2 separate regions of the Homo sapiens genome follow, and region 2 is linked to region 1. Evidence: read pairs that join two places in POLR2A ChIA-PET (ENCODE). Cell type or tissue: MCF 10A. All regions are shown on one strand. Region 1 has its middle 7.3 kb from the start of ARL2. Region 2 overlaps EHD1 (EH domain containing 1).

Region 1 (2,500 bases):
GTCCTCCGGGCTGGCTACATTCTCAGGCAGAACCCGCTCATGGGAGTAGGACGGCCACCAGAAACACCAGCTTAGTATCACCCCAGGGGGGCACATCCCCAGACCCTGTCACTTTCCCAGTAACTCCAACAAAACTCCCAGGCCTGTCCTTCCTTGGTCTGGCTTGGGTCATGTGCCTATTCCTGACATCAATCACTGTGACCAGGTGAGATTGGCAAGGCCAGGACCCCAGGCCCATGCTGGAGTGCAGGGTTTGGGTCACCTTGTTGCCCAGGCTAACCTCAAAATCCTAGGTTTAAGTGATCTCCCCACCTTGGCCTCCCAAAGCATTGGGATTACAGGCGTGAGCCACCATGTCTGGCCTATTTAATTCTTTTAACCTACATTGTTTATATTAGATTGTTTATAATAAAGTTACAGTTTTAATGAGAAGACAGAAAACCTGTTTTCCCTCTCTGATAAGACAATCTAGGATGCCAGTCTTATTTTTTGGACCACATGCCTGTGACAGAGGCACCAGCAAGCACGTGCTGGCAGCTTACCCAAGTGTAGGTTTTGTCCTACTAATTAATAAGCAAAGAACTGGAAGCACAGAGATGGCAACTGCATACAGACCATAGTTCTGCCCTCCCACTGCTAATCTTCCGGCAGGTTTTTTTTTTTTTTCTAGACAGTCTCACTCTGTCACCCAGGCTGGAGTGCAGTGGCGCAATCTTGGCTCACCGCAACCTCCACCTACCGGGTTCAAGCGATTCTCCTGCCTCAGCCTCCCGAGTAGCTGGGATTACAGGCATGCACCACCATGCCTGGCTAATTTTTGTATTTTTAGAAGAGATAGGGTTTCACCATGTTGGCCAGGCTGGTCTTGAACTCCTGGGTTCAAGTGATCCACCCAGCTCGGCCTCCCAAAGTGCTGGGATTACAGGCGTGAGCTGCTGTGCTCAGCCTATGTAGGTTTTACATATCCAAAGGCAGCCAGGTCCTCAGTGCTGGTCAGTGATGATTCAGTGGGTGTGTACATCCTGCATGCCACTGCTGCATGCCTCATAAGACAAGTCAGAGTGTTCAAGCATCTGCATTACAGGTCTTAGCCCAGCTGCCTGTGTGGGAGGCAGCAGAGGCATCCTCTCCAACTCCAGATGACAAAAGGAGGTGTTATTCACCACGCAAAGGCACATGACATCTGCAAGCTTTTCCAGAACCTTAGGAGGTAGAAAGGACTTGAAAATCTGAGATCTTCCAACAGCCATGTGCTCGTACACCTCACCTGTTGCCTGTGGCCCCTCAGGAGCAAAGCTGTGCTAGATGCTTCTTGCCTCCATGGGGCCAGGCCTGGTGAATGAACGCAGGAGCGCAGCTGCTGCCCCTGGTTGCCCGTGTCCTGCTGTGCCCTCACTCCGGAACCTAAGAGGCAGGTACCACTCTTCTCTCCGCATGACAGACCCCCCCACCCACTCACCTGGATCGCTGCAGCAGCCTCCTGACCGGCTTCCCTGCTCCCCTGCTCCAAGGCACAGGGACCCTTTTTTATTTAATTAATTAATTATTTATTTATTGAGACAGAGTCTTACTCTGTCACCCAGGCTGGAGTGCAGTGACGTGATCTTGGCTCACTGCAACCTCCGCCTCTTGGGTTCAAATGATTCTTGTGCCGCAGCTTCCAGAGTAGCTGGGACTACAGGCATGAGCCACCATGTCTGGCTAATTTTTGTATTTTTAGTAGAGATGGGGTTTCATCATGTTGGCCAGGCTGGTCTCGAATTCCTGACCTCAGGTGATCCACCTACCTCGGCCTCCCAAAGTGCTGGGATTACAGGCATGAGCCACTGCGCCTGGCCAACCTTTTTATTTTTTATTTTTATTTGTTATCATTATTATTATTATTTTGAGATGGAATCTCACTCTGTCACCTAGGCTGGAGTGCAGTGGCGTGATCTCGACTCACTGCAACCTCTGCCTTCTGGGTTCAAGCGATTCTTCTGCCTCAGCCTCCCGAGTAGCTGGGATTACAGGCATCCACCACCATACCCAGCTAATTTTTGTGTTTTTAGTAGAGACAGGGTTTCGCCATGTTGGCCAGGCTGGTCTCGAACTCCTGACCTCTGGTGATCTGCTCACATCTGCCTCCCAAAGTGCTGGGATTACAGGTGTGAGCTACCATGCCCAGCCTATTTATTTATTTTGAGACAGAGTCTTGCTCAGTGGTGCAATCTCGGCTCACTGCAGCCACTACCTCCTGGGTTCAAGTGATCCTCCCACCTCAGCCTTCCAAGCATGCACCACTACGTCCGGCTAATTTTTGTATTTTTTACAGAGGTGGGTTTTCATCATGTTGGCCAGGCTGGTCTCGAACTCCTGACCTCAAGTGATCCTTCTGCCTCGGCCTCCCAAAGTGCTGGGATTACAGGTGTGAGCCACCAAGCCCGACCAGGGACCCTTTTAACCTATGCATCAGATCATGTTCTCCTCTGCTCAGAGCTCTCTGGTGCTCTCTGTATCT
Region 2 (2,500 bases), 140 kb after region 1:
GGAAAAGGTCACAGACTTATTTCATCACTTAGCATCATGTCTTCTAGGTCCCAGGATTTTCTGAGCTAGAGCTTCCTGGTGGCTTATGATCCCTTATCAGAGGGGGCTCTGGCTTTTACTCACTAAAACCACTCCCTCTGCAGGTGGGCCTTTCTCTCCAGCCCACCCGCTTGGGCCATGTTTTCTGTGTCCTTTTGCTCGGCATCAGTTCTGTCACTCCCACTGGGGCCTGAGCTAGTCAAGCTAACAGCAAGGCCCCTACCTTGGTGGGTGCCAAAGCCTGAAGTCTTGTTGCCTTGGGCAGTGCCGGGGGTGCTGGCAAGCCCTGTTCTGTACTTGATACCGGCCGTCCAGCTCTGATCTAGAGAGTGGCTCAGTGTTACCGCTGTGCAGTGTAGCCTTTGGCACCTCTTGAAACCCGGCGTCTTTTAGGCTGAGTGAGGTGCCTTTGAGGGCAGCGAGGGCCTGGTGGGCTAAGGAGCGCCGGTGGGCCTGGTGGGGCGTGCAGTTACGTGGTCACTGCCTGCATGGCACAGGCCTGAGTGCTGTGGCCCTTTTTGTCACCTGTGGGTGTGGCTGGCCAGTCACTGTGTTTCCCTCACAGCAAAAGCACATTTTCTGTAATAAACAGGAAATTTTAGTCACCTGCAAAGAAATGGGCTTACCTCTGTTGACTCCAGCTTGAGATGACGGCCAGTAACTGGGTTTCAGAGCAGGTGGGGCAGGGCTTCTGGACCTGGGGCAGGGAGTTTTGGAGTGCTCACTCTTCTTTCTTCCTTCCCCTCCTTTTTCTCTCTTTCCCCAGGGCCCCCCAGCCATCCAGGGGGAGGGGGGAGTGGGGCCTTGCTGGGTGGAGTTTGGGAGGGTGACCTCAGCTCCCCAGGCGCCGTCCTGACTCCCAGGCCAAAGCTAACATGGGCTGAGCACAGCCCATCAGGGCGCCCTCATTCCCAAGAACTCGGTTTTGGCATCACAGCCTCCCCAGCTGTGTGAATTCTAGTTTCAGCTTGTGGCGGGCTGAAGACAAATGATTTGACAAGGGGAGAAGCTGGGCCCCCTTTTTGCTGAGCGAGGAACCTCAGTCCTTGAGTCATCGCCTTTTCAGTACTGACCTGCGTTCCCAGAGCTGGCCATAAAAGGCTGTGGGCTGCGGGCCCCAGGCAGGCGCTGCAGGCTTAGCTAGTGTGGCCTCATCCCCCGGGGGCAGAGGCGGCCTCTCCCTGCCCCTGTTTCCCTCATGTTGCCCTTGGCCTCTCTTTCTGGTTTTCTGCCGAGACTTCACTCTTTGGGCATCCTCTCCTGTGGAGCTCAGAGCCAGCTGCAGGGAGTCCGGGTGCCCGGGGCCTTGTACTTTGGAAGCAGGAGCCTGTGGTGGCATGAGGTGCCCTGGCACGATGCCCTTCCACACCTTCTGGGCACAGGGAACCTGGCAGCTCTGCTGTCTCCGACCATCCACCTGAGCCTCTGGAAGGCTGATCGGGCCTCCCCGTCCAGGCTGGAGGCCAGGACCCCGGCTCCCCTGCACTGCTACCCTGTTAAGAAGCTTGGCCCTCGGGGCTGCTTCTGGTCAGAGTGCCCTATTTCCTGTTGAGCTGGGGCAGGGAACGGCCGCACATCACCTGTGGAGAGGCTGCCGAGGCTGTGTGGCTGAAGCTGTGGATTTGGGATTTTCCTTACATTTTGGTGACTTTGCTCAAGGATGAAAGTCCTTGACCGGTGATGGGTCCAGGCCGCTGGCCCCTTGTTCCCACAGAGCCCTGGCTTCCCCTGCCCCAGCCTGCCAAGGAGGCTGTCCCTGTCGGGTCCTGGGCTGGAGGCCCAGTGCTCCCACACGCCCTCCTCCCTGCAGCCCGGCTGAGGAATTGGTATTTAAATTTCACAGATGGAGAAAGTAACTGAGAAGTTAGGAAAAGAACTTCAGGTCACAGAGTCAGTGGCAGGGGGCGGGAGTGGAGTGCAGAGCCATCTTAGTTAGTGGCCCGAGTTCCTTCTGGGAGCGCCAGGTGTGGGGAGGGGCTCCGCGCCCCTGTGGCTTTGGGCTCACAGATGGCGCCAAGCACGCTTGGGCCTGGGGCCGGGGCAGGCGGCAGGAGTGTTTATCCCATGAGCGAGCTTGACTCCGCACACCCTGTGGTGCCATTTATCTTGGCGTGCTTGTGCGTAGAGGCAGCCTCTCAGGAGCCTGGGCTGTGGACCTGCCTTTGTCCTGGAGGGCTTTGCAGGGTGGGAGCAGCGGATGCCACCAAGGGGGAACCCGTGTAGTGGAGGAGTCAGCAGCAGCTCCCACTGGGGGACGGCAGGGCTGCCCTCCCATCACCGTGGGCGACCCTGTCCAGCTGCTGCTTTTCCTTAACGCTTTGTCCTTGGACCTCCCACCTCGCTGCTGTTTTTCTGCCCCCTCAGTCTAGAGAGCGCCCATCTCCATCCCCAGCTTGGCAAGAGGGTGGTGTTTTTCATGGAGATGCCAGGAGCAGGTGGTGGGCTGAGGACTCGTTTGGGC

What was found. Peaks named below come from ENCODE experiments on the same cell type or tissue, not always from the same donor. Only the 100,000 strongest peaks of a DNase experiment are listed, where the experiment ranks them.
Region 2: POLR2A ChIA-PET joins it to region 1 with 5 read pairs; 16 of 35 experiments call an interaction of 5 or more read pairs at or near these places.

What each region holds. Positions count from the first base shown.
Region 1 is chr11:65,005,580-65,008,079 of GRCh38, reverse strand. No RefSeq gene overlaps it. Among named protein-coding and RNA genes, the nearest start is that of ARL2, 7.3 kb to the left of the region's middle. RefSeq lists an enhancer at 441-1,640. In MCF 10A, no CTCF peak of the experiment used is centred here; a DNase peak (open chromatin) is centred at 1,029.
Region 2 is chr11:64,863,219-64,865,718 of GRCh38, reverse strand. All of the region lies in intron 2 of EHD1 (EH domain containing 1), which reads left to right. Among named protein-coding and RNA genes, the nearest start is that of MIR10392, 14 kb to the left of the region's middle. RefSeq lists an enhancer at 1,511-2,322. In MCF 10A, no CTCF peak of the experiment used is centred here; a DNase peak (open chromatin) is centred at 1,258.